Regions from separate parts of the Homo sapiens genome. Here region 1 is linked to region 2. Evidence: read pairs that join two places in POLR2A ChIA-PET (ENCODE). Cell type or tissue: PC-9. All regions are shown on one strand. Each heading gives the region's core, and the rest is flanking DNA. Links, peaks and the distances in the headings are about the cores only. Region 1 overlaps TAOK3 (TAO kinase 3). Region 2 overlaps TAOK3 (TAO kinase 3).

Region 1 (13,274 bases), core at 78-8,077, 100 kb before region 2:
TTGGCTTACTGCAGCCTCTACCTCCTGGGTTCAAGCGATTCTCATGCCTCAGCCTCCCGAGTAGCTGGGATTACAGGCATAGGCCACCACACCTGGCCATATTCTTTTAAAATAATTAAACAACATGAAAAATACTTTATGGAGCCATATAAAGCAATATAATCAGCTGTTCCAAAGATACTAAAACCTACAAAAACCCTAGGTTGTAGTAATGGATGTTACTTTACTTGTTTGTCCATAATGCATCTTCATTAGGAGGGCAGGGGCCCTATCTGTTTAATATGCTTTGAACAGAACTGTACTCTATTATGATGTGTAAGCAGTTGCTTAGTAAATGTTATTTGGTGATAGAAAAAAATTCAAAGACTAGCTGATTTTTTTTAGTAGACAAGTAATTTTGCAGAGATCTAAGTCATTCTGTAAGGCATAATGAAATTCCAACGTGTCTAGGAAAGGAAGGAAAATAATCTGGAAAAGAATAGGGTGAAAAACTCTGAGCCAGACTGACAAGCTAGGTAACCTATCAGAACTCAACAAAGACAAGAACTTGGATTTCTTTCACTGAAAGGTACCATCTCTGCTTGTTGGCTAGTCAGGGAAGGTGAAAGAAGCTGCCCTGTCCTTACCTGGAGGCTTTGCCTCAAGAGAAAAGTTCAAAAGAAACTGCAAATGAAATCGAAAACCTGAACTTGGTCAGTGAATTGATAATCCTGCTCAGTTTACACACAGTGACACCAACCTTAACTACACAATTTAAAGTCATTGTAAATTTTATACAAAGCCAGAGTGTTTCTTTTTATGCCAGTGGGCTTTCTATCCTTCTCAAATGAAACCTCGTTTTGAGGCATATTGGTAAGACACTGTCACAAAACCAAGCCAAACCAGCACCATAGTTGAGTTCATGTATGCAGATTTTAAAACTATGTCATATAGCCTAATTCTACATACCAGTAAGGTGTGCCCACGAAGGAGTTGGCAGGAGAAGCCATTGAAGCAGATCCAAAATCAGCTAGTTTTACCTGACCTGGCTCTGTTAGAAGAATATTTCCTGCTTTAATATCCCTATAGGAAAAAAAAAAAGGGTTAGAAAATTACTTTTCAATTTTGATTATGGAATAGGTCAGAGCATGCAATTAATAAGACAAAAAGTTTATTTAAACGAACAAACAAACAAACAAAACAAACCTTGCTCAGATAGCCAGAAGGAGATTTAGTAATTACTGCATGTTGTAAGGGGGCCCAGATTCCTGGGTGTACTTGCAGGTAGGTCATACTAGTTACTTAAAGGTAGAGCTTTCTTCAGAGGGAGGGAATACAAATGAGAAAAAAGGCAGACATGGCGAACAAGAAAACCTATTCAGCTGCTACACTTACAAAGGCATATTCTTAAAGGCTAAATCCAGTTATCAATAGTATTCCCTGTGCTGAGAAAATTGGTGCCAATTTTAACTGCTTTTTCTGCTTTTCCAAATTATGTGACATTTTTGGAGCCTAAACAAACCTGCAATGATTCCGTATTGACCACCTACCAATAAACCTCAACTACACACATACCTTTTCTTTCTTGCCTGTGACCCTTTCTCTCTGTCTTTAATTGTAACTGCAACTCTAAGGCATTTGAGGTACATGTTATATAGAAGGTGATATTTTAAAAATAACTCTGTACAGTAAAAAGAAGACCCTGAAAGATCAAAACAAACAAGGATTAGGGGTTAGGAAATTACATTTCTATTGTATTACTACAAAGAATTGCACGTGGTTACTACTAAAGCTAATAGAGGTATTATATAGCAAAAAGTTTTAAAAATATAATTCAAAAAATTCATTTTTCATTATGGTAATTTAGAATGAGAAGGTGTGGATGTACTCCTTATTCTTTTTAAAAAAGGCATGAGGTGTAATGAGCACTAGAAACCATGAATTGGAAGTTGATGGTCAGTGAAAAGATAAAACAGAGAAGATGAGGAAATTTATGTCAAGCTGAAAATGATAAGGTTCAAATGCTTCAAAATAACTTTTATAAAAACTTCCCTTGAAAATTCAGTTTCCTTCCTCATGGTGACATTAGGCATTGGCAGACAGAACTAAAAAAAAATGCATTATTTATTTTTCTTCACAACAGAAAAATATATTTTCTCTACTTATCTTTAGTTAGGAGATTGAATTGCCTTTAAAATCAAAACAATAAAAATCTGAGACACAGTATTTACTTTTAAATTAAAAAAACATTATTTATAAGTATTTTGACTCTTCAACAAATTATTTTACATACTAAAGAAGATAAAGCATAATACAGACTAAAACATTAAGTTAATGTGCAGATTAAGGTAATAATGGCACAAAAAACTGAACTGTAGCTTTAAATGAGAGCAGGCAAAATAATCACAAGCAAGTTGGCAGTAGTATTAACACCTTGGTACCAAAGACATATATTTACAAAAAGTTGTCAGATCCATAGACATTATGATAATTTTATTTAATCAGTATTTATTAACATGATTAGGTTCACTCTTTGTCCTTAATTCCCAGCAGGATTTCGGTCTGCCTATCTTTAGGAAGTTCTGCTTTTGTGGTACCAGTAAGTGGTCATGGCTACACTGGGGTGATTAAAACAGAAGCAAAAGAGGAACCATAACCCAATAGTTTCACTTCTTCCTAGTAAATGCCAGTTGTTTTCTTTCATTTGTGAGCCATCTCAGATTCTTCATACCTAATATTTCACTCCTCCTCCCCTCATTCATTAATGTAACTGTACTAAAAGTTCATTACTGAGAGAAGAAAAGATTGGTAACATGTTTCTCTAGAAGTTAATGGAGGGAGGGAGGTTGCAGGGAGGAGAGTGTGGTTGTGGTAGAGAAAATACAAGGCAGAGAAAAGCCCTAGAATAGGAGTCAAGAAACTTGAGTTTCAATCCTTAACATATTACTTAAATTCTGTGAAACTCTGGGCAAGTTAAGTCTTTCTGAGCCCTGGTCTCTTCATATGCCAAAATACAGTAAAGATAATATCTTCCTAAGTATCTATATGAACTATAGAAATGAGAAATATTTTAAAGTTATAAAATAGCATATATTTATATAAGACTAGCTTGTTATTTGTAATAGGAAAGGGACAATAACTCTGCTAACAGATAAATATATGCAAGGAAGGTTAATTTTCTTTTCTTTTCTTCATGACACAGTATCTAAAGATTGGTGGGCCCTTTTTCAAATTTCCCTGCAACATTTAGCCTGGAGAACAGTTACCTACTGAACAAAGATGATATAATTGTGGATACGTAGGAGAGAATAAGAGATAGAAGCTAAATTCTGGCAACTTTATCCTTTATATCCAGAAGCAGCAATCTATTTGCTTCCCATGAATGCTTAGGCAACCTAAAAATTGGAGCATGCACTAATTTTCAAGGTTCCTGGAATAGACAGTCCTGCAACTGAAAAGAAACATAACTGGTCTCTAATCTTACCTATGAATCAATGCATGAGAATGTAGGTAGGCTAGTCCATGCAAGGCTCCATGAGTAATGGCAGCGATCTCCACTTCCTGAAGTGGTTTTTTATGAACTGAGGAAGGAAAAAAAAAAAAGTCAGTAGATGATCAGTTTCATTCCTCATTTTATTATTTTATACAGCTATACCAGACTGGGTTACATACTTTCTCACATGACAATTTGGGAACACATTCACCTAGATCTTCTATAGAAGATAATAAGTGATCAGACAACAGGAAACCCAAGTATATAAACACAAATGACCCTTCAAAACAAAAATAAAACAAAGAAAGCCTGATATTCCTTAAATGATGCATTGTTAATTTACTTATCAGTTGCAAGCCAAGCCACACTGATTCCAATTAACCAGGCCCAAATTAACCAGTCCCTTCCAACATTTCAATGTCTGGAGTGTTCTAGGTTACATTTTCCTCCTCTGCCACAAAGCCATCTTTAATTACCCCTTCAAACTACAGGTTTTCATTATTTGTGAAAGAAGCTAATAAGCAATTTCTATTCAGAGATCAACAGTGATTTAATTTTTTTTTTTTTTTTGAGACAGGGGTCTCACTCTGTTACCCAGGCTGGAGTGCAGTGTTTCAATCAAAGCTCACTGCAGCCTTGAATTCCTGGGCTCAAGTGATCCTCCTGTCTCAGACTCCTAAGTAGCTGGTATTATAGGTGTTAGCCTCTGTGCCTGGCTCAAGATATTTTTTTTAAAGTAAATTTTTAACACAGCCTCTGGTTATAGCAGCATCTGCAGAGAGGAATGGGGTCAGTCAAGATTTCTGAAAGGGTTTAACATCAATATAACGTGAGACTATCTACCTCTCTTTCACATATACCCATGAATATGATGTTTTTGGCTACATGTACCATATCACATTAGCCAAACATTTTGGTAGTACCTGCCCTGGATGGGCCATGAACTAAAACAGCAGGAAGACTGCTAACATCACTCAGACACTTTCAGTGGCATTGAAGAGAGGAAGTGTGCATGGCTTATCCACACCACCCTAAAGCTCAAGCCATCATTCAATTAGACTGCCCAAACTACACTTTAGTATGGCGGTAGATAACATTCTGATCAAAGTAAAACAGAAAGGAGAGTTTAATTCCTTCTTTCTTACCTTCTAATAAATCAGAGGCTGAGCCTAAGCAATATTCCATCACCAACTATAAGAGATTAAAATAATATTCAGAATAATGAAAGTTAATTTAAAAACTGCTGAAACCAACTAAACAACCAATCAAGGAACTAAGAATACTAGGTGAATAAATATTCTGATCTACCCGAACTTGGACTGAATTTTTGTCATCTGGCACTAATTGATTTTTATAATTTTCATCATCTCAGTTTTTATTATTTCTTGTTTGAAATTGGCCTAAAGATTATTGGGGGACTAGATATAGAAATATTCACTATAAATGGTGAAGCCAAGATTGCCAATTTATTTATTAACTCCTTCACTACTTTATTTCAAAAAGGATTCAGGTGACTATGTTGTACTATAAATTTGTAACTCAGAAAGTGGCAAACAAATACACGAGCCAGTAAAATCTATTTTGGGGTTATACCAGTTAAATAAAATAAACCAGTAAGTAGTAAATTCCTTTTTTTCACACTTTAAAAAGTTTTAAACAAGAAACAGATATTGTTTTGAACTGAATCTGAAGATGTAGCCTGCTATGTATCATTACATTACCTTGAATCCCTGAGATATATGTGTTATTTACATTTAGATCTTAAAATATTTCCAGAATAATATTATTATAATACTATTGATAGGCTAGGTGCAGCGGCTCACGCCTGTAATCCCAGCACTTTGGGAGGCTGAGGCAGGTGGATCACCTGAGGCCAGGAGTTCAAGACCAGCCTAGTCAACATGGTGAAACCCCATCTCTACTAAAAATACAAAAAATTAGCTTGGCATGGTGGCTTGCACCTGTGGTCCCAGCTACTTGGGAGGCTAAGGACGGAGAATCGCTGGAACTCGAGAGGTGGAGGCTATCGATAGTTATTGGGTTTGCAATCTGCGGAGGCTTTCTAAAAGCAAAAGTGAGAAACCTCTTTCTTTACTCTTTTTTTTTTTTTTTTTTTGAGACGGAGTTCACTCTTGTTGCCCAGGCTGGAGTGCAATGGCACGATCTTGGCTCACTGCAACCTCTACCTCCTGGGTTCAAGCACTTCTCCTGCCTCAGCCTCCCGAGTAGCTGGGATTACAGGCATGCGCCACCACACGCGGCTAATTTTGTATTTTTAGTAGAGACGGGGTTTCTCCATGTTGGTCAGGCTGGTCTCAAACTCCTGACCTCAGGTGATCTGCCCGCCTCAGCCTCCCAAAGTGTTGGGATTACAGGTGTGAGCCACCGTGCCCGGCCTCTTTCTGTACTCTTATCCTCGATTTCTTTTTTTTCTTTGTATTTTTAGTAGGGACGGGGTTTCACCATGTTGGCCAGCCTGGTCTTGATCTCCTGACCTCGTGATCCACCCACCTAGGCCTCCCAAAGTCCTGGGATTACAGGCATAAGCCACTGCACCTGGCCCTTCTTATCCTAGATTTTTAGGTGCCCAAGACTACTGATTTGTAGTCAAGGTCAAAACTATCAGGGTTCAGCAACCAATCTCCACACACACATGCAAGCATTCACACTCCTACAAATTATTGTTATTTAAAAGAATAGTAGATGCTCATTATGAAATATAAATTTCCTATAATAAACTAGACATAACCAATATCAACATATTAGTTCCTTTCATTAAAAAAATTAATGTGAAAATATATTTATATTATGTACCTTGCATTACTGAGATAATTTAGAATATGTGATGTCTAGAAGTTTAAAATTTAGAAACTATTATACTTTTATAGTTATATATTATAAATATCAATATATATGAACATATTATAAATATAAGTATACTGTGTCTATATTATATAGAATGCAATTAAATTAGATATAACATACTTATAATACTATTTATATATTACATATGATTATGTCTTATATTTTATAGTTTTACAGTTATATATTTATATAGTATGTACCTTGCATTTCTGGAATAATTTAGAACAATGAGAGGTTTAGAAGTTTAAAATTTAGAAACCATACTATAGTTTTCTGCTTGACATTAAAAACAAACAGATTCAGAAACATTAATCTTATTTCTTATTATAAAATGGAAGATTCTACATGAGTAAATGTTATAATGAACACTAGCCTTTATGTGCCCTACTTTTTCTTTAATCAATTTTGATGAAAGCATTTCTAAATTTTATTACATAATTTTCTAATTTTTAAAAGTAACTGAATATGCATACATAACCTCCTTAAACCAAGCATATGAAATGTGAATATAGAACTTTAAAACTGAATAGAATGAATATGTTTCTAGCTGCATTAAATGTTTTAAATTACATGTTTAAAAACTCAGCATTTTTGTCACAAATATTTTTTCCCCTATTATTCTATAACACAAAGGCACCTGAGATGGTTGTTTGCTCCTGACACTAAACAGCTCTGGCTGCTCTGCCTTTAAATGATTAGCTCTGCCTTCTAGCTCCCCTGACTTTTTCCGTATGGTTAAATTATTCTTGTGCCTGTTTGTATGCATGTATCTAACAGCTCAGTTCCTTAGAGCTCTTTCTGATTGGTCTATCAAACCAGTTGTAGACAGAAACCAGGTAGCCATGCTTATTAGCAGTCTATATAATCTAAGAATAAACAGGTGGCCGGGTGCAGTGGCTCATGCCTGTAATTCCAGCACTTTGGGAGGCCGAGGTGGGCGGATCACCTGAGGTCGGGAGTTCGAGACCAGCCTGACCAACATGGAGAAACCCCGTCTCTACTAAATACACAAAATTAGCCGGGTGTGGTACTCCGGTGGCTGAGACAGGAGAATCACTTGAACCCGGGAGGTGGAGGTTGCAGTCAGCCGAGATCGCGCCATTGCACTCCAGCCTGGGCAACAAGAGCAAAACTCTGTCTCAAAAAAAAAAAAAAAGAGAAAAACGAGCTTCAAGTAACAGTGTGAAGGATTTTCTGAAGACTTGAAATACATGAGATTTTAGCACTTGGATTTTGTAACATTTATTCTGCCTGCTTGAAATCCCTTTCTTGACTCCTTCAAGACAGCTGAGATTGCCAGAGAACTGATTTCTAGACAATGAGATATGTCTTTGATTAATTTCTTATTTTCAGAATGGAAGCAATAGCTCTACATAAAAGTTCCTTGAACAGAAATATGTATGTTTAGTATACTGTTTGATAGTCTATTTAAGAACAAAATTCCATTCCCTAATTAGAGATCACATACAGGAAAGGAGTTGGTACATGGTAAACAATAAATGCTAGTTAAATTGGAGTTTAAGTAGGAATGTGCAATTTGAAAAAGTAGAAAGCATAACATTTTCACATCCTAAATGTGCCTAATGTGCCAACCTAAAACCAGAAATACAATCATATAAAAATATACTAAGGGCCGAGCACAATGGCTCATGCCTGTAATCCCAGCACTTTGGGAGGCTGAGGCAGGTGGATCACCTGAGGTCAGGAGTTGGAGACCAGCGTGGCCAACATGGTGAACCCTATCTCTACTAAAAATACAAAAAATTAGCTGGGTGTGGTGGCATGTGCCTGTAGTCCCAGCTACTCAGGAGGCTGAGGTTCAAGAATCACTTGAACCCAGGAGGCAGAGGTTGTAGTCAGCTGAGATCGCACCACTGCACTCCAGCCTGGGCAACAAGAGTGAATCTGTCTCCAAACAAACAAACAAACAAACAAAATATATATATATATATGAGTGTGTGTGTGTCTGTGTGTGTGTGCATGTGTATATATATTTATATATATATATCACAATAAGATGACAGAGTGGAACAAAAGTCTCTTATTTTAATCATATGGTGGCCCCTGTTTGGTAAAAATCACATAGCAATTAAAACATCAAGAACAATTCCAAATATGGGGGGAACTGGAGTGGAGGATGAGAAATGACAAAGATAAAAATTCTAGGATGAGAATATAAGGCTGTGCCTTTTACTTTTACAAACAAATAATTATAAAATGATGTCAACTTTTCACCATCTCTTTCTGAGTGTTTATAGAATGGAATTTCTAATAGGCTAGATATCATTTAATCTTACAGAATATATACCAAGTGACACACCAAAGTATTAACAAATGTTAAATACTGATAACAAAAGTTAAATGGAACAGAAATGAAATTAGTAATTTTACAGATCAAATAGATAATAGAAAAAAAAGAAAAAGAAAAAAATGTAATAGTAAAAGATAATAGAGGTCCTTCGACTTACCCAAGCAGTGTGTTCTTTCAAGTAACAGCCTTTGTACTCAATAGTATTAGGATGCTTCAATTGTCGTAAAAATTTAACTTCCTTAAGAATATCTTGCCATTTCTATTGAAGTCAGAAAAGGAACATTTTAATTTAATTTTTGATAGGAAAATAGTATTTCCTATCAAGTATACGTATATATCATTTATATTATTGTAAATGGACATAAAGTAAATGTTTAATAAATGAAGAAGCTATTTAAACATGCTATTTCTTTCTCTCTCTCTTTTTGTTTTTAATTGAGACAGAGTCTTGCTCTATCGCCCAGGCTGGACTGCAGTGGCACGATCTCGGCTCACTGCAACCTCTGCTGCCCGGTTCAAGGTTCAAGTGATTCTCGTGCCTCCCAAGTAGCTGGGACTACAGGCGTGCACCACCAGACCAAACTAATTTTTTTGTATTTTTAGTAGAGACGAGGTTTCTCCGTGTTGGCCAGGCTGGTCTCGAACTCCTGACCTCAGGTGATCCGCCCACCTTGGCCTCCCAAAGTGCTGGGATCACAGGCGTGAGACACTGTGCCCGGCCTAAACATGCCATTTCTTTAGTTTGAATACATGTAAACACAAATCTATCACCAAATACATTACAAAAAAGCCATTACACATACCCATGTTCTGGTCTGCAAAATAGTTTTTTTCCTTTTCAGGCACCCAGGCTAGAGTACAGTGTTGCAGTCACAGCTCACTGAAGCCTCCACATCCCAGGCTCAAGCAATCTTCCCACTTGAGCCTCCCGAGTGGCTGGACTACAGGCACACACCACCACACCCAGCTAGTTTGTTTGATGTTTTGTAGAGGTGGGGTCTCACCATATTGCCCAGGCTTGTCTTGAGCTCCTGGGCTCAAGCGATCCTCCAGCCTTGGCTTCCCAAAGTGCTGGGATTACAGGCCTAAGCCACCTCATCCAGCCTGCAAAATAGTTAATTGAGCTAGAACATTAGCCTTTTTAAAAATAATTATGAATGTTCACACATTTGTATGAAAAACTTCAGGAACTTTTATTATATGCTCCACAAGAAGGAAAAAAAAATTGTTCTAAAAAAAAGTTTAAAGAATTTTGTTAATTTCTTTTTTCTTTTTCTTTTTTTTTTTTTGAGACAGAGCCTCGCTCTGTCACCCAGGCTGGAGTGCAGCGGCGTGATCTCGGCTCACTGCAAGCTCCGCCTCCCGGGTTCACGCCATTCTCCTGCCTCAGTCTCCTGAGTAGCTGGGACTACAGGCGCCCGCCACCACGCCCGGCTAATTTTTTGTATTTTTAGTAGAGATGGGGTTTCATCATGTTAGCCAGGATGGTCTCAATCTCCCGACCTCGTGAGCCGCCCACCTCGGCCTCGCAAAGTGCTGGGATTACAGGCGTGAACCACCGCGCCCGGCCAGAATTTTGTTAATTTCATACTAACTTGTTTATTTCAGTTTAGGTATACAACTGTCTCTATCTCACCTCATGGGTCTGCTTCCCACTATAGGACATCTTCTTAATTGCCACCACCTCACTGGTGTGAGCATTTGTAGCCTGTGTTAAGAGGGTAGAAGAAAAAGAAAAAGAATTAGTGATGTTTCAGCCAATTTAACTTAAATATTTGACTAGAGACTATTTATTTATATATTTATTTATTGACAGTCTCATTCTGTCGCTCAGGCTGGAGTGCAGCTCACTGCAACCTCTACCTCTTGGGTTCAAGCGATTCTCCTGTTTCAGCCTCCCAAGCAGCAGGGATTACAGGCACGCACCACCATGCCACGCTAATGTTTTTTGTATTTTTAGTAGAAATGGGGTTCCACCATGTTGACCAGGCTGGTCTTAAACTCCTGACTTCAAATGATCCGCCCGCCTCGGCCTCCCAAAGTGCTGAGATTACAGGTGTTTTATTTTATTTTTGGAGAAAGAATCGAGCTGTGTTGCTCATGCTGGAGTGCACTGGGGCACGATCTTGGCTCACTGTAGCCTCTGCCTCCCGGGTTCAAGCTATTCTCCTGCTTCAGCCTCTCAAGTAACTGCGGATTATAGGCACCCACCACCACACCTGGCTAATTTTTATATTTTTAGTAGAGATGGGGTTTCACCATTTTGGCCAGGCTGGTCTCAAACTCCTGACCTCACGTGATCTGCCCGCCTCAGCCTCCCAAAGTGCTGGGATTACAGACGTTAGCCACCGTGCCTGGCCTCATATTATATTTAAAATAATATCTCCATACTGCAGTATCACAGTTCAAAGATGCTTCACTTTTTGATAGGCTAAATAGACATCTCCACTCCCATTTTAATGTATAGTTTATCTATATTCTTTTCTGGATACATGTAAAGATTGTAATATAAAAAATGATTAGGGTTTAATATATCAAACCAAACAAAAAATGTCATATTCCCAAATGACCCATTCTGGCTTCACCTTGTAAACTGTCCATCAATGGAGAACCAGTTAAATAAATAAATATGATATGACCATATAATAAAATAACCACTTAAGGAATGAGGTAATCTATGTGCAATGCAATATGAAAAGATGTTAAAAATGTTTTGGTCAAAAACAAGCTATAAAGTAGAATCCAATTTTTGCAAAATAGTAATAATGTGAGTATACGTGTAGAAAAAATTATAAAAGAATTGCTTCTTTTCCGAGAAAACAACAAATGGCGGATGACGCCGGTGCAGCGGGGGGGCACGGAGGCCCTGGTGGCCCTGGGATGGGGAACCGCGGTGGCTTCCGCGGAGGTTTCGGCAGTGGCATCCGGGGCCGGGGTCGCGGCCGTGGACGGGGCCGGGGCCGAGGCCGCGGAGCTCGCGGAGGCAAGGCCGAGGATAAGGAGTGGATGCCCGTCACCAAGTTGGGCCGCTTGGTCAAGGACATGAAGATCAAGTCCCTGGAGGAGATCTATCTCTTCTCCCTGCCCATTAAGGAATCAGAGATCATTGATTTCTTCCTGGGGGCCTCTCTCAAGGATGAGGTTTTGAAGATTATGCCAGTGCAGAAGCAGACCCGTGCCAGCCAGCGCACCAGGTTCAAGGCGTTTGTTGCTATCGGGGACTACAATGGCCACGTCGGTCTGGGTGTTAAGTGCTCCAAGGAGGTGGCCACCGCCATCCGTGGGGCCATCATCCTGGCCAAGCTCTCCATTGTCCCCGTGCGCAGAGGCTACTGGGGGAACAAGATCGGCAAGCCCCACACTGTCCCTTGCAAGGTGACAGGCCGCTGCGGCTCTGTGCTGGTGCGCCTCATCCCTGCACCCAGGGGCACTGGCATCGTCTCCGCACCTGTGCCTAAGAAGCTGCTCATGATGGCTGGTATCGATGACTGCTACACCTCAGCCCGGGGCTGCACTGCCACCCTGGGCAACTTCGCCAAGGCCACCTTTGATGCCATTTCTAAGACCTACAGCTACCTGACCCCCGACCTCTGGAAGGAGACTGTATTTACCAAGTCTCCCTATCAGGAATTCACTGACCACCTCGTTAAGACCCACACCAGAGTCTCCGTGCAGCGGACTCAGGATCCAGCTGTGGCTACAACATAGGGTTTTTATACAAGAAAAATAAAGTGAATTAAGCGTGAAAAAAAAATTATAAAAGAATTTATACCAGAATATATATCAGTGATAATCCCTGGAGCAGTGCTATCTGATAGAACTTTCTTTGATGATGGGACAGTTCTATTTCTAGATTGTCCAAAAGAGTAACATGTGAAATGTGGCTAGTGTGACTGAGAAAATAAATTTTAAATTTTAATAGTTAACGTGCCTACTTGCTATTGTATTGAACAGTACAGCAGAAAGTAAGATTAATCCTAAGGGGGACTTTGGTTTTCAGGATTACTTATATTTTATAATAAGACTGTATTACATATATACATGCCTACATTTATGTATGTATATATGTGTATTTTTTATCTATAGAGGTTGCCTTGTCTCATAATTATGTCTACTTGTCTTCTCCATACTCCAAATGTAACAGTTCATTGAAAGTACATATGAAAACCATTAATAATTCAAGTAATAGTCTTTTCCTCTCAACTTACTCAAGATATACATATATATATATACACACACACACACATACATACGTACATACTTTTTTCTTTTTTTAAGACAGGATCTTGCTCTGTCATCCAGGCTGGAGTGCAGTGGTACAATCTCAGCTCACTGCAACCTCTGCCTCCCAGGCTCAAGTGATCTTCCCACCACAGCCTCTTGAGTAGCTGGGATTACAGGCGGCCACCACCACGCCTGGCTAATTTTTATATATGTAGTAGAGACAGGGTTTCACCATATTGGCCAGGCTGGTCTCGAACTCCTGGCCTCAAGTAATCCGCCCGCATCAGCCTCCCAAAGTACTGGAATTATAGGCGTGAGCTACTGCTCCCAGCCTCAACTTATTTAAAATATTTAAAACTATTAGTTTTCTTAAAATTTTCATAAAAATAAATACAAGACATT
Region 2 (17,320 bases), core at 5,120-13,119:
AAAAATTAAAAATAGAACTACCATACGATTCAGCAGTCCAGTTCTGGGTATTTTATAAAAAAAAAAAAAAATTGAGGCTGGGTGTGGAGGCTCACGCCTGTAATCCCAGCACTTTGGGAGGCCGAGGCGGGCAGACCACCTGAGGTCAGGAGTTCGAGACCAGCCTGACCAACATGGAGAAACCCCATCTCTACTAAAAATACAAAATTAGCCAGGCGTGGTGGTGCATGCCTGTAATCCCAGCTACTCAGGAGGCTGAGGCAGGAGAATCGCTTGAACCCAGAAGGCAGAGGTTGCAGTGAGCCGAGATTGCACCATTGCACTCCAGCCTGAGCAAAAAGAGCAAAACTCCCATCTCCAAAAAAAAAAAAAAAAAAAGAAAAAAGAAATAATGATATTGAAGGGATACTAGCATTGCCAAGATGTGAAATTAATCTAATGTCCATCAATGGATGAACAAATACTTTTTTAAAATTGTGGTATATATATGTAGTATACAATGAAATATTATCCAACTTTAAAAAAGGAAATCTTGCAATATGTGACATGATGAACTTTGAGAGCATTATACTAAGTGAAATAAGTGGGTCACACAAGGATAAATATCATGACTCAACTTATATAAGCTATCTAAAATAATCTAACTCATAGAAGCAAAGGTTGCCAGGGCCGAGGGCTAGGGAGAAATGGGGAGTTGCTAATCAACCAGTATAAAATTTCAGCTTTGTAATATGAGTAAGTTCTAGAGATTTGCTGTACAACACTGTACCTATAGATAACAATACTGTATTGGATACTGAAAAATTTGTTTCGGAGGCCGGGTGTGGTGGCTCACACCTGCAATCCCAGCACTTTGGGAGGCTGAGGTGGGCAGATCATGAGGTCAGAAGTTTGAGACCAGCCTGGCCAACATGGTGAAACTCTCGTCTCTACTAAACATACAAAAAATTAGCTGGGCGTGGTGGCACGAGCCTGTAATCCCAGCTATTAGGGAGGCTGAGGCGGGAGAATCACTTGAACCCAGGAGGCAGAGGTTGTGGTGAGCAGAGATTGTGCCCTTGCACTCCAGCTTGGGGCTTGGGTGACAGAGCAAGACTCCGTCTCCAAAAAAAAAAAAAGGCCGGGCTTAGTGGCTCATGCCTGTAATCCCAGCACTTTGGGAGGCTGAGATGGGTGGATCACCTGAGGTCGGGAGTTTGAGACCAGCCTGGCCAACATGGTGAAACCCCAACTCTACTAAAAATACAAAAAAGTAGCCAGGCATGGTGTGGTGGTATATGCCTGTAATCCCGCTACTTGGCAGGCTGAGGCAGGAGAATCACTTGAACCTGGGAGGTGGAGGTTTCAGTGAGCCAAGGTTGCGCCATCCCACTTCAGCCTGGGCAACAAGAGCAAAACTATGTCTCAAAAAAAAAAAAAAAAATCTGTTTCAAGAGTAAATCACATGTTAAATGTTCTTACCACAATAACATAAAAAAAGAAGAGATAAATCACTAATATCAGAAGTGAGACAGGAGGTAATACAGATCTTGAAGCTATTAAAAGGATAGTAGGGGAATACTATGAACAACTTTATGCTCACAAATTTGACAACTTAGAAGAAATTGACCGATTTCTCAATTTCTCTAAAACCACAAACTGATATCTTGAGTAGTTCTTTAACCATGAAAGACATTGCCTTTGTAATGAAAAGCCTCCTGGAAAAGAATTTCCCAAGCCCAGCTGGCTTCCTTGAAAATTTTTACCAAATATTAAAGAAGAATTAACACAGCCAGGCATGGTGTCTCACGCCTGTAATCCCAGCACTTTGGAAGGCCGAGCTGGGTGGATCAACTTGAGGTCAGGAGTTCAAGACTAGTCTGGTCAACATGGTGAAACCCTGTGTCTACTAAAAATACAAAAAATTACCCGGGCGTGGTGGTGGGCACCTGTAATCCTAGCTACTTGGGAGGCTGAGGAAGAATTGCTTGGACCCAGGAGGCAGAGGCTGCAGTGAGTGGAGATGGTGCCACTGCACTCCAGTCTGGGCGACAGAGTGAGACTTTATCTCAAAAATAAAACAAAAACTATCACTTATAATTACTTTAAGCAAAATAAAATGCTTAGATATAAACTTTAAAAACATGTCTATAAATATTCATGGTGACAATTCCAAAATGTTGATTAAAGAAATCTAAGTAAATGAAGAGACATACCATATTCACAGATTGAAAGACTCAACATAGAAAAGACGTCAATTATCCCCAAATTGTATATAGTTTTAATACAATTCCTATCAAAATCCCAGCACGGATTTTCGTAGACATAGGCAAGCTAAATCTGACGTTTACATGGACAGGCAAAAGAGCTAGAATGACTAAACAATCTTGAAAAGGAAGAATATGAGGAATCACTTTACTCAATATTAAGTCTTCCTATGTAGCTACAGTAATCAAGGCAGTTTGTGCTGGTAGAGAGATAAAAATATAGGTCTACTGAACAGAATAAAGAAAGAACCCAGAAATAGACATACACGGATATGTCCATCTGATTTATTTACAAAGGTGATTATTTACAAAGTGATTCAACGGAGAAAAAATTCCTTTTCAACAAATGGTGCTGGAGGAATGGGATGAACATAGGCAAAAAAATAAACCATGACCTAAACCTCTTATCTTATACAAAAATTAACTCAAAATCAATTACAGATTTAAATGTAAACATAAAACTATAAAATATTTAGGAAAAAAGTATAGGAGAAAATTTGGGGGATCTAGGAATAGGCAAAGAATTCTGAGACACCAAAAGCATGACTCAGGGAAAGAAAAAAAAATCAATAAATTGTACCTAATCAAAATTTAAAACCACTGCTCTGCAAAAGACCCATTAAAAAGATGAAAATGCAAGCTACAGACAGAAAGTATTTGCAAACCACATATCTGACAAAGGACTAGTATGTAAAAAATATCAAAAACTCAAAACCCAACAGTAAATTACAGCAAAAAAAACTCCAATTACAAAAAGGGCAAAGAGGCTGGGGGCAGTGGCTCACACCTATAATACCAGCACTTTGGGAAGCCGACGCAGGAGGATCACTTGAGGCCAGGAGTTCATGACCAGCCTGGCCAACATGGCGAAACCCTGTCTCTACTAAAGATATACAAATTAGCTGCCCACCTGTAATCACAACTACTGGGGAGGCGGAGGCATGAGAATCGCTTCAACCTGGGAGGCAGAGGTTGCAGTGAGCTAAGATTGCACCACTGCACTCCAGCCTGGGCAACAGAAGGAGACTCTGTCTCAAAAAATAAAGAAAAAAGAAAATGGGCAAAAGACATAAAACAGGAATTTCACTAAAGAGGATTTACAAATGGAAATGGCAAATAAACATATGAAAAGATGTTCAATTTTGTTAACTATTAGGGAAATGTAAATTAAAGCCACGAGAAAATATTACTACTTACCTATCAGAATGATTAAAATAAAAAATAATGACAACACCAAATGCTGGTGAGGATATGGAGAAACTGGATTTTTCAGTGCCCAACTACTCTCTTACATGTAGAATGGTACAGCCACTCTGGAAAATAGTGTGACAGTTTCTTATAAAACCAAACACATAATTACCATACAACGCAGCAGTTGCATTCCTGGGCATTTGTCCCAGGGAAATGGAGAATTATGTTTACATAAAAACTTGTACGAGAATGTTCACAGCAGCTTTATTCCTAATCGCCAAACGCTGGAAACAACCCAGATATTCTTTAATGGATAAAGGATTAAACAAACTATAATACATCCATACCATGGAAAATTACTCAACAACAAAAAGGTATTAACTATTGACACACAACTCAGTTAAATCGTCAGAGAATTACACTGGGTGGGAAAAAAATCCACAAAGGTTACATACTGAATGATTTCATTTGTATAACATTCTTGAAATGACAAAATTATAGACATGAAGAACAGATTAGTGGTTGCCAGGGATTTTGGATAGAGGGTGGTGGAAGGGGGATGGGAGGGAAGTAGCTGTGATAATGTAGCCTCATGATAACACTTCTTCAATCTTGACCATTGTGGTGGATATATAAACCGACATGGGAAAATTTCATAGACCTAAATATACACACATGTAAAACTGAGGAAATCTGAACAAGGATGGGGAACTGTATCAATATCAATATTCTGGCTGTGATACCATCTTATAGATTTGTATGATCTTATTGTTAAGGGAAATTAGATAAAGGGTACACCCGACCTCTCAGTATTATTTCTTACAAGTGCGTGTAAATCTACAATTATTTCAAAATAAAAAGTTTAAAAGAAATCCATGTAGCTCATGTACAGTTATATATTCATCATTCACTTCTTTAAGCATTTATTGAGTTGCTCTTTTGTGTGAAGCATTAGCTTATGTGCTGGTGGGATGCGGGTGGGAAGATGGAAGGTGGGCAATATACAGAGAGATACTGAACAGAGACCCCACCTTCACAGATGTCACAATTGTGATTATATGGATGTTTTTGTGATTCTTTAACATATGTGTCCTTCACTAACAGAGGGAAGAGACAGCGACTGTTTTAATAACTCTATTTCCAGTACCAAACAGTGTCTGGAACATAGTACCTTTTAGATTAATACCTCCAAATGAATGAATGATTGCATCAATCAATCAATAGAAGGGATGATTACCACCAAATGGTTACAATACAGTACAAAAGGTGTTTATGAAAACAGAGGAAGTGGGCTGGGCTTGGTGGCTCAGGCCTGTAATCCCAGCACTTTGGGAGGCCGAGGTGGGCGGATCACAAGGTCAGGAGCTCGAGACCAGCCTGGCCAATGTGGTGAAACCCTGTCTCTACTAAAAATACAAAAATTAGCCAGGCGTGGTGGCCACGCGCCTGTAGTCCCAGCTACTCAGGAGGCTGAGGCAGGAGAATCACTTGAACCTGGGAGGCAGAGGTTGCAGTGAGCCAAGATCGTGCCACTGCACTGCAGTGTGGTCGACAGAGTGAGACTCCGTCTCAAAAAAAAAAAAAAAAAAAAAAAAAAAAGAGAAAACGGAGCAAATGAATAACTAGCCCTGTCTGAGGGAACTGGGGAGGCTTTAAAGATGTGATCTTTTAGTTGTGTCTTACAAGATAGGAGATGGGAAGTGGAGAAAAACCACTCCAAGCAAAGAGAATAGAACATTCAAATGCACAATGTGATAAGAAAAGCATTGCGTACCCTGGGACCAGCAAAGAGTGTGGTGTGCTGCTTGAGTTTATAGTTCTTTACTGAGAGAGGCAAAGGATGAAGCTAGAACTGTGGATGCTACAGGAAAGAGATTTGGACTTTCACATGAACAACGTGGTGACACTAGAGTTTTGAAGCCAGTGAATGATAATCAGATTTGTCACTTATTAAGTTAACTCTAAAGGCAGTGATAGGATTCACAGCAGGGAGAAGAGACAAGCTGAGAAACCAACACAAGAGTTGGAAGTAAATGAAAATTCTCCGTTCTTCATCATACTTTTTTTTTTTTTTTTTTTTTTTTTTGAGATGGAGTTTCGCTCTTGTTGCCCAGGCTGGAGTGCAATGGCGCGATCTCGGCTCACCGCAACCTCCGCCTCCAGCGTTCAGGCGATTCTCCTGCCTCAGCCTCAATTTTCCGGAAAACTCAATTCTCAAATACACTGCGTTAATGGAAGTTAAGTCTTCAAAACTACTCTCCTGAACGGTTTATAACATTGTTATCTTTAAATCTGTGTAATGAATCATATCAGAGGGCTTTGAAAGAGAGATATTTATTAAGCATTTTAGTTGCTCTTTTTTTTTTTCGAGACGGGGTCTTACTCTGTCGCCCAGGCTGGAATGCAGTGGTGCGATCTCGGCTCACTGCAACCTCCACCTCCCGGGTTCAAGCGATTCTGCCTCAGCCTCCCGAGTAGCTGGGACTACAGGCGCGCCACCATGCCCAGCTAATTTTTGTATTTTTAGTAGAGACGGGGTTTCACCATGTTGGCCAGGATAGTCCCGCCTCGGCTTCCCAAAGCGCTGGGATTACAGAAGTGAGCCACCGCGCCCGGCTTTAGTTGCTCTTTTCTATAGATTCTTCCAATACTTTATAGATTTTAATTTGAAATTCCTCTTTTCCCAACTTTTAAAAGTTTGAAATAATAAACTACTATTCATATTTCACAAAATCTTGCATGTTGTCAAATTATTAATATCTTAACCACCAAAAAACGATCACTTCCACATACCATTCCTGCTACTGAGGAATTACACTTATTTCTCTTAAAACACAAAATAACTATTTTAGCAAAAAATTAGATACAGCTTCAGTAACTAAGATATTGATCTCTGGAGAGAATAAACCATATGCCTGAAATATGGAGAGTGACTAAGTACTTTCCACATATTTCTGTGTATATATACATGTATTTGTTTGTGATAAGATGCAGATACAGTTGAATGTTAACTATAATGTAACAATAACTTGCCTGTGGACACCCCACCTTCCCTCCCAAGAGCAAAAAAATTTTTAATCAGGTTGGAAAGGGAAGAAAAGTAAAGGTGTTATATAAAATTCATTGTAGGCACAGTAAAGTGACTCCTTCTCCCCCTTGTTTTCTTTTGACATCATGTGACAATTTTAAGAGCTCTTTTCTCACAGCAGAGAATAAGGAATATGGATTATGAGAAGAAAAATTTTTTATGAAAAGAAAATGGGGTGGAATTTATTGTAGGTAATGCTTTTATGTCATTTTACAAGGAATAAAGACATCTAAATCATTTTTATAAACCTCATAGATGGTTATTAAATATTATTTTTTGGACTTTCTAATTATAGAAAATGTTAAATAAAAAAGTAACAGAAGAATATAATAAACTGCCTCATACCCAGCTTTAACAGTTATCAATTCATGGCCCACGTACTTCCCACAGCACTCCGTTATTTTGAAACAAATCCTAAATAAATCATTTCATCTATAAATATTCAGAATGTATGTCTAAAAGATAAGAACCATAAAAAAAAAAAAAAACATTGGCCGCACATGGTGGCTCATGCCTGTACTCCCAGTGCTTTGGGAGGCCAAGGAAGGAGGACTGCTTGAGCACAGGTAGTCAAGGCTGCAGTGAGCCACGATTACACCACTGCACGACAGCCTGGGCAGCAAGTGAGACCCTGTCTCAAAAGAACAAAAAGAAACAAAAAACATTAACTCTACCATTAATATATCTAATTTTTTTTTTTTTTTTGAGACAGAGTCTCACTCTGTTGCCCAGGCTGGAGTGCAGTGGCGCCATCTCAGCTGACTGCAACCTCTGCTGCCCTGCCCCAGGTTCAAGGTATTCTTGTTCGTCCTCAGCCTCCTGAGTAGCTGGGAGTACAGGCACCTGCCGCCATGCCTGGCTAATTTTTTGTATTTTTAGTAGAGACAGGGTTTCGCCATGTTGGCTAGACTGGTTTCAAACATCTGACCTCAAGTGATCCGCCTGCCTCGGCTTCCCAAAGTGCTGGGATTACAGGAGTGAGCCACAGCACCAGCCTAAATTTTTTTTTTTAACCTAAAAATTTAACGATAATTTTTTAATGCCATAAAATACAAGGTCAAATTTTCAAATCTCCTAAATGGTCCCATAAATTTCTTTTATTCCATTTTTTTCTATATGAGTCCAAATTAGGTCCATCTGTCCAAATTTTGTTTTAATGGCAATAATGCAATGCATTTTAAAAATTAAACTTAGAAGTTTTAATAAATAATTAAATCTAATATAAAAACCAGATTAAGTTGCCCTAGCAGGGCAACGTTGACTATGTGTACTACAAATGTATGGACACATGATCAAGTTAAGTACTTAGGAGAAAAGGAGGGGAGGGTTGACTTCATTTTTGCCTTTTATCAAAACACTTCCTTCATTCACAAGTTTTAATATTATTTTTATCAAGGAATTCCACTAAACCATGCTAAAAAAACCCTTCTGTGTTGGCTAGGTGTGGTGGCTAATGCCTGTAATAATCCCAGCACTTTGGGAGGCCTAGGCAGGTGGACTGCCTGAGCCCTGGAGTTGGAGAGCAGCCTGGGCAATATAGTGAAATCTAATGTCTACAAAAAATTAAAAAATTAACCAGGTGTGGTGGCACACCTTGTAGTTCCAGCTACTTGGGAGGCTGAGGCAGGAGGATGGCTTGAGCCCAGGAGGTCAAGGTTGCAGTGAGCTATGATTGTACCACTGCACTACTGCCTGGACAACAGAGTGAGACTCTGTCTCAAAAAACAAAAAACAAACCAAAAAATTAAAACCTTCTGTGATCTCTCATTTTTTTTTTAACATTTTCACTATTTTACTTTGACCAAATACTTTCTCCTTCATTTGAAATTAACTTGAAATCACAGGATTTCAGAGTTGGGAGCAATTATGTGGCTTCCTCACCTCAGAGTAGGCAGCTTTGGTATTACTACATTATTGGTGTTTCCAGTGAGAAAGCTACCACGAGGAAGCAATCTGCTCACAGCTACAGGCTGTGTTCTAATTTGTTAACAGATACTACTATGTAAGTATGATCAGGAAAAGTTTTATTAGCACAACATGAAATAGCCTTGACTTTGATCCTTTCATAAAGGTTGGTAAAGCTAATATTTCCTTTGACATGTTGAAAATACCTTGTTATACAAGTAATAAAATAGTACATTTCATTTAAAATTTGAAACAATAAAGGTTAGAAACGTGTCATCCACAGAAGCATGCAGAAATCAACATAGTTAAAGCCAGACTTTTTACTATGCCATGACAAGATAATATAAAATTGTGTACTATCAATAAATAAAACATGCAGTATAAAATATCTCATTGTACTCTGTTTTGGGACATTTGAAACCCCAGTTAGAAATTAAAAAGTCATCTGGGCTCTACAGCTCACACCTGAAATCCCAGCAATTTTCCCGGCTGAGGCAAGCAGATTGCTTGAGCTCAGGAGTTCGAGACCAGCCAGGGCAACATGGAGAAACCCTGTCTTTACAAAAAATACAAAAATTAGCCAGGCAAGGTAGCAGGTGCCTGTAGTCCCAGGTACTGGGGAGGCTGAGGCAGGAGGATCACTTGCATCTGGGAGGCCAAGGTTACAGTGAGTGGCGATCCTGCCATTGCACTCCAGCCTGGGCCACAGAGTAAGCCTCTGTCTGCTAAAAAAAAAAAAAAAAAAAAAAAGAGAGAGAGAGAGAGAGAGAAATGAAGAAGTCTTGCAATATTTGCATATCAACTTCAGATACTGTTTCTTAGGCTTAAAAAAAAAAACTATCAGTGGTTCCTGCTACATCTATTGGCAAATTCTAGATAGCATTTCATTGTGGAGTAAATTTATTAATCAAAACATAAATTTTTAATAGAAATTCGTGGCCAGGTGCGGTGGCTCATGCCTGCAATCCCAGCACTTTGGGAGGCTGAGATGGGCAGATCACCAGAGGTCAGGAGTTCAAGACCAGCCTGGCCAACATGGTGAAACCCTGTCTCTACAAAAATACAAAAATTAGCCAGGCATGATGGCGGGTGCCTGTAATCCTAGCTACTCAGGAGGGTGGGGTGGGAGAATCGCTTGAACCCAGAAGGCGGAGGTTACAGTGAGCTCAGATTGTGCCATTGCACTCCAGCCTAGGCGACAGAGTGAGTCCCTGTCTCAAAAAAAAAAAAAAAAAAGAAATTCATGAGTCTCAGTGCACTCTATGTAAGTGACCCTTTACATTAAACCTAGGAATCAGAATGCCCAGTAAAACAATTTAAGATACTAGTTGAGCATTTGATATGTGCAGGGAACTGTATGGGGTGCACCTGCAAACTGCAGAATAAAGTATCAGAATGATACCAAATTAAATCATTAATACATTTAGTTTAAAGGAAGTATTTAAAGTCAGCAATTTAAATATGAGAATTTTTGAGATTTAATTTTTGTTAACTCTATGAGTCTTATAAAAAATCCACTAGAGGCTGGGCGCGGTGGCTCACACCTGTAATCCCAGCACTTTGGGAGGCCGAGGCAGGTGGATCACGAGGTCAGGAGATCGAGACCATCCTGGCTAACATGGTGAAACCCTGTCTCTACTAAAAATACAAAAAATTAGCCGGGCATGGTGGCAGATGCCTGTAGTCCCAGCTACTCAGGAGGCTGAGGCAGGAGAATGGCATGAACCTAGGAGGTGGAGCTTGCAGTGAGCTGAGATGGTGCCACTGCACTCCAGCCTGGGGGACAGAGCGAGACTGTCTAAAAAAAAAAAAAATCCACTAGAATTTATTTGTTCCAAGCTCTACAAGATTAAGAAAAGAAACAAAACCCTGTGTGGATTTTACAAATTTAGAACATTGGCAATGGTCTGACTTCAATGCTGTTTCTTTTATTGTTTAGATTGACTTCATTCATTTTCTCCCAGAGCCCCTAATGTATTGAGTCCTTTATCTTGTATGCAGTCTGAATTTTTTTTCCTGATTTACCAAAATACAAAGATTCAAGCTCTTGATTATTTTAAAACAAGACAAAAGCATGTGTCATAGTAAATACATTCCACCTGATTCAGGTAAGGCAATTACAGAGTTGATTTGTTCAGTTACTATACAAAAGTGCAGGTGTAAATCTCTGTTAATATACAAAACAGATGACCACATTGTAACACATCCATTCATCTTGCCTGGCTCACAGGGGAGAAGCAGTGTTCACATCAACAATACCTATTCATATTTTGAGAATGATGGAAATCCCACCTAAGAAATGTGGTATCAACAATACCACTTTACAGCATATTCAATAACGCAAAAAATACATGGCAATTGGAACTTTTTGATTTCACAGTCCTGTTTTTTAACACTTGCATTTGCCTCTCTCTCCACTGTCTCAATTCATATTTGAAACGAATGGGAAAAATTTTGCAGAAGTAAAAAAAATAAATAAATAAGGCTTCCTCTTAACTGCAAAATAAATCATGACCAATTAATAATATCACTGTTAAAAATACTATTAACAGTGTTATGGCTTTAAAAATAATAGTACTTTATTTTCTGATAATTAATAACATTTATTTTTATTTTTCTCATGCTTTTTCAAAGTATGGTGCCCCCTGTTATATTTACACTTTATTTCTTTAGTCCTTTATTGAATCACCCAGCATGTCTTTGGTTAACTTCCTCTTGTTAATACCCATGCCCCTCTTCACCTTGTCAATGCTAATTAGAACCTTAATCTGTTTTTCCAAGGTGTTAGCCAGTTAAAGGATCACTAGCAAATTTCATGAGGTTAGTCTACTGAATCACTTACTTATTAAGCAAAGTGTTAAAAAACCAATCTTACTGAACCATATCCACTTTCTGGAAGCAGCTTCCACTAAAATTGTATTTATATTTAGTGTAGTGACATAAATTTGAAGTAAGACTTTTACTAAGATGGGAATGAAATGTCTATTTTTTAAGGCCAATCATGATAGAAACTTAAAAAATGATACAAAGTAGAATAGATTAAATTAAGGAGGCTGAAATATAGTCTTCAAAATGGACAAGAAATATTCATTAATTAAATGCCTGTAATAACCGGTTACTTTGGACAAATTCAACATTTCTCCTTTCTTAAGGATGATCTCAAAAGGGTTCATAACCAAGAAGTTTGAATGCAAAACGAACAAAATAAACAAATCCTGAACAGGCAGGAATAGAAGAGGAAGGAAGGCTGGTGATAGTCTAAGAGAAGACTTGTAGCAGGAGCTCCTGTAGAGCAGATGAAGACCAAGGAAAAAGCCATGTGTTTGGGAAGATAAGTGCATGCTTTCAAGCCCTGGCTGCTCAAAAGAAATGTCAGACACTAGCTTATGTTCTGGTGGGTGGAGAAAAAAACAGACAGTTTTCAAGCCATGAGTGCCTTTGTCAGGACATACAATGTAATAATGCTGCTCACCCATCCTGCTTGAAAAAAAAAAATGAACTCATGCTCCTGGAAACCAAGTTCTTATGGTCTACCTGATGTAGAATCTCCTTATAACTGGAAAGAAACCAAGAGTTGTATTGGGGACAGAGATATTGATTAAGGAGCGACTTAGAACACTTTGTAAGAATAAAGACTAAGAAAAAAAATCCACTTTGAAAAATCCATGCAACAATGCATGCAGGCTTGAAAATGAAGTGGAAGTTATATTTAGAGACAGATGAATATTGATACGGTAATGATATACTGTTAAAGTAAAAGAAATAAAGCAGCATAGAAAACAATATATGTACTATAACTGTCCTAATTACTATTCCTAAAAATACTTTACCTAAAAAAAATTCTGAAAGGCTGTCAAAATATATCTAGGTATAGAATATAAATTTTATTTTGTTCTAACTACTCACATGTATTTTTTATTTATTAAAGCAAAAAACATGTATTACTTGTATAGCTATTAAAAATATATGAAAAGAACTATCTTAGGTCAGGGACTTCTCACCACTTTGTTGAGAAGAGGAGAAAGGGTTAAGGGTAATGAAGGAGGCTTAGCTTCCACATCTACTCATTTACTAATAAGTCTTCTAGTTGGAAACTCCCAACATCAGGACTGATAAAGAACTGATTTGGCAACATCTTAAAACAGGGAAATTATAATTTCAAAGTGACATATATTTGTCATTACTTTCAATGAAATGAATAATTGTACAGTGTGCCTGCTAAGCTATAGAACATACTACTAATAAATTTCTATTCTATAGAAAATACAAAATATTGTTTTGGGGCATCTTTTAGAAAGAATAAAACATTTATACAAAAATTTCAAACTGAAGGTTATAAACTAATTTTTAAACAAAATACTGTACTTGAGTTCCCACTATTATTAGCACTCAGAATACACAGCTTGAATAATTAGCAGAAATGTGGACTCAACAGGCCTAACTGGTAGTCTATATAATTACATCACATAGCTATGTTTTGGCAGGCAAATGCATTTAAAAGCATAGGCAAAGATATGTTCAATGCATAGCTAAAAGAATGAAACATTTATACAGAATGGAAAGTTTAATCTTTCTACATGTGCCTGAGATAATGCAAGGTATTTTCTAAATCTAACTTGTCTATCTGTAGTTACTATTCTATCTGTAGGTACTACTAATAAGCAATAATAGTATAAATTTTACAGTGAAGCCATTATGTAAGCTTCCTCAATTTAAAAATTTCTCTGTATATGCATTCGTCTTCCTCCTTCAGTTTTCCTTTATCAGGCCAAGCACTTCTGTCCAACAATAGGCCTTTTTTCTTTTTTTAGACCAGGTCTCGCTCTGTCACCCAGGCTAGAGTGCGGTGGCACGATCATGATCCTGGCTCACTGAAGCCTTGACTGCCCGTGCTCAAGTGATCCTCCACCTCAGCCTCCTGAGTAGCTGGGACCGCAGACACGTGTCACCACACCCAGCTAATTTTTTTAAAAAAATTATCATTTGTAGAGATGAGATCTCACTTTATTGCCCAGGCTAGGCTTGAACTCCTGGGCTCTGGCAATCCTTCTACTTAGGCCTCCCCAAGTGCTGGGATTACAGGTGTGAGCCACAAGGCCCAGTCCAAATGACCTCTTAATTCTTTATCCTACTACCTTCTCACTTCATTAATGCACCCCTCTCATTTTTCTTCAATCCGCAGTTGCTTCCTCTCTCCCAACTCCTCCTTTTGGCCTACAGCATGCTCAAGGTATCATTTATTGAGGGGAGGAGGGGGAGCTTTTCCTGACAGGAAGATGCTCTGGCAACTCACTAGCTCCAGCCTCCTCATTTCCAAGTCCAACAGGAGTCCTCTCAGGTCATATCCTTCCATAACCTCTATGCCGCATCTCCTTACAAGGTTGTTTCTTGGTTTGTGTGGCACTGTCCTCTAGGAGTTTCTTTCCAACCCACCTCTTCTGGCTTATCCTACTTCTCTCAACCTCTTAACACAAAATTCTGTGCTGAGCTTCCCCTCTCTACCCTGCACTTTCTCTCATTTATCTGATTCACTCCTGTTCTTTTAGCTCTCTATGCCAAGCCGTTAATGCCCTCAATAAATCTCTCACAAGCTGCTTTTCTCCTTTTCCATTGAGGCTGTCCTAGTTCCAGAACCTCACTACTAGTCCAAGTTCTCATTCTCAATTTCTTTCTTCCTTTAAGTCATTCTACAAACTATTGATAGAGTAATCTTTCAAAGGCTCTGATTGCATCAGTCTTTTCTATTCAAATATCTTAAATGGTTCCTCACTATCTACTGTTCAAAGTTCAAACCTCCTGTTATGTGGCTCTAAGGCTTTTGATTTGCCACTATCCCTGAATATCCTACATTTTGTTCACTATGTCTGTAGGCCAAAAAATACATTGATTATGTCCACCACGCCTGCTGAAAAGGTATCCACAATTCAAGACTCAGTTCAAACTCCATCTCCATGTTACCCCATCTCCCTAGTACGGAAGTAATCTCTTCCTTCTTCATGTATAGAAAGTACCTGACAGCTTCTTGCTGACCTTGATGTCATTCTATTTTGCCTTTAAAGGACATGGACCTTTCTTAATTCCATTAATTGAATATGACTTGCATCAGGATTCTTATTCGCTTTCCATAGTGCCTTCAATGGAGGAGGCAGTGTTAAACACAGACTATTCATCTGGAATTAAAGACTACTTGTCCAGCCTCTGAGCTAAAGTCTAAGTCTGCTTCTGCCTTATTTCTTTCTTTCTTTCTTTTTTTTTTTTTTGAGACGGAGTCTCGCTCTGTCACCCAGGCTGGAGTGCAGTGGCACAATCTTGGCTCACTGCAAGCTCTGCCTCCCGGGCTCACGCCATTCTCCTGCCTCAACTACCCGAGTAGCTCGGACTACAGGTGCCCGCCACCACGCCTGGCTAATTTTTTGTATTTTTAGTAGAGACAGGGTTTCACCATGTTAGCCAGAATGGTCTCGATCTCCTGACCTCTTGATCCACCCGTCTCAGCCTCCCAAAGTGATGGGATTACAGGCGTGAGCCACTGCGCCCAGCCTCTGCCTTATTTCTGAAGAAAAGATATGGGATAAGAATTAGCTAAATACACAATATTATGTGTGTTTTTGTGAGGGGGGAGAAAAAAAATAATTTCTTTTTTTTTTTTTTTTTTTTGAGAACGGGTCTCACTCTTGTTGCCCGGGTCTCACTCTTGTTGCCCGGGTCTCACTCTTGTTGCCCAGGCTGGAGTGCAGTGGCGCGTTCTTGGCCCACTGCAACCTCTGCCTCCCAGGCGGTTCAAGCAATTCTCTTGCCTCAGGCTCTTGAGTAGCTGGGATTACAGGTGCTCACCACCACACCCAGCTAATTTTTGTATTTTTAGTAGAGTTGGGGTTTCACCATGTTGCCCAGGCTGGTCTCAAACTCCTGACCTCAGGTGACCGCCCACCTTGGCCTCCCAAAGTGCTGGGATTACAGGCATGAGCCACCGCGCTGGCTGATTCAAATCATTTCAAAGCATTTTCATTTTAATTATTTTACAAAAAGTAATTATGAGCAATTCCACTCTAGGTATATACCCAAGAGAATGGAAAAATATGTTCATTTAAAAACTTGTATATTTACTGTCACAGAAACATTATTAATATCCAAAAAGTAGAAGCAGCCAAAATATCCATCAACTCTTGAATAATCAGAATGTGGCACACAGATATAATGAAATATTATTTGGCCATAAAAAGGAATCATCACTGATGTACGCTACAATGTGGATGAATCTTGAAACATTATGCTAAGTGAAGATGTCAGACACAAAAAGACACATATTGTCTTGTTCCAGTTATACAAAATGTCCAGAGTAGGCAAATCCATAGAGACAGAAAGTAAATTAGTGCTTACCAGGGGTTGGGGATAATTGAGAGTGGCTGCTAACAGGTACAAAATTCTTTTTGGTGTAATGAAAATGTTCTAGAGTTAGATAGTGGTGAGGTTAGATATTGTAACAACATCACAAATATACTAAAAACCTGAATTTCATAATTTAAAAAGGTAAGTTTTATATCATAAAATTTTATCTAAATTAAAAAAAACACAAAAAACAGTTATTAGTTTCATGCCCCAAATGACAGCTTCAATTTGTGGTATAAAGGAAAAGAGCTCTGACCTTTCAATCAGCAAATCTAGGTTTCAGCCAAGTCACTTAACTCTCTTACTTAACTGTGGCGTCTTTAGGATGCAGCTGAACTTCTCTAAGCCTTCATAACCTCATCTACAAAGTGAGGATATAATGCCTTACAAAGTCACTGTGAGACTCACAATATAACATAAAATTATTATTTCAAATGAATAAAATCTGATAGTTATTTTGCATGCCTAAAATGATTTTTTAAAAATCCTAAACTGTATTGAATAGCCCATAACTTCACTGAATAGTCCACAACTTTTTATTGTTGCCATGTTATCTAACCAGCTTTTGTATTGTCATATATGAATGACATCTTGGGGCCACGTAGCACTTATCCTGTAGGCACTAATAGAACAGTACAGAGTTATTTAATTCCAATCTTCACAATGAGGGGTACATGGCCCAACAGTTATAAACACAGGCATAGAACTGAGTTTAAGTCCAGGTTCTGCCACAGATCTTGAACAAACCACCTAACCTCTCTGAACATCAGTATACACCCCTGTAAAGTCTATGTAAGAATATGTATGTGAATCTACACAAATATCCATTATAGAGGTTCGTTGAGATACTCATTATATAAAGCATGTATTGTAATACCTAGCACCTAACAAGCACTCATTCAGCAATTGTTATTGTTGTTGTCCATCCTATGGAGTAACAAGTTTAAATGACGGGTCTTCAGCTACAAGACAAATTTGAGGCCAGGCATGGTGACTCACGCCTGTAATCCCAGCACTTTGGGAGGCTGAGGCAGGTGGATCACCTTAGGTCAGGAGTTCGAGACCAGCTTGGCCAACATGGTGAAACTCTGTCTCTACTAAAAATACAAAAAATTAGCTGGGTATGGTGGTGGGCACCTGTAATCCCAGCTACTCGGGAGGCTGAGGCAGGAGAATCGCTTGAACCTGGGAGGTGGAGGTTGCAGTGAGCTGAGGTCGTGCCATTGTACTCCAGCCTGGGCAACAAGACCAAAACTCCGTCTCAAAAAAAAAAAAAAGAAAAGAAAAAGAAAAAAAAAAGGCCAGGTGTGGTGGTTCATGCCTGTAATCCCAGCACTTTGGGAGGCTGAGGCAGGCGGATCACTTGAGGTCAGGACTTTGAGACCACCCTGGCCAACGTGGTGAAACCCCATCTCTACAAAAAATACAAAAATTGGCCAGGCGTGGTGGTGCATGCCTGTAATCCCAGCTACTTGGGAGGCTGAGGCACGAGAATCACTTG

Evidence for each region. ChIA-PET counts read pairs that join two places held together with the same protein. Peaks named below come from ENCODE experiments on the same cell type or tissue, not always from the same donor. Only the 100,000 strongest peaks of a DNase experiment are listed, where the experiment ranks them.
Region 1: POLR2A ChIA-PET joins it to region 2 with 19 read pairs; 5 of 35 experiments call an interaction of 5 or more read pairs at or near these places.

Annotation. Positions count from the first base shown.
Region 1 is chr12:118,234,610-118,247,883 of GRCh38, forward strand. It overlaps TAOK3 (TAO kinase 3), which reads right to left. Exons shown (of 21, transcript NM_016281.4): 4 at 10,285-10,356; 5 at 8,806-8,907; 6 at 4,618-4,663; 7 at 3,464-3,560; 8 at 949-1,062. It also overlaps the pseudogene RPS2P5. Among named protein-coding and RNA genes, the nearest start is that of PEBP1, 110 kb to the left of the region's middle. RefSeq lists enhancers at 2,702-2,771, 2,912-2,961. In PC-9, for the core only: no CTCF peak of the experiment used is centred there; a DNase peak (open chromatin) is centred at 3,482; H3K4me3 peaks cover 598 bases; H3K27ac peaks cover 3,413 bases.
Region 2 is chr12:118,333,779-118,351,098 of GRCh38, forward strand. All of the region lies in intron 1 of TAOK3 (TAO kinase 3), which reads right to left. Among named protein-coding and RNA genes, the nearest start is that of TAOK3, 30 kb to the right of the region's middle. RefSeq lists a silencer at 7,408-7,635. In PC-9, for the core only: no CTCF peak of the experiment used is centred there; no DNase peak of the experiment used is centred there.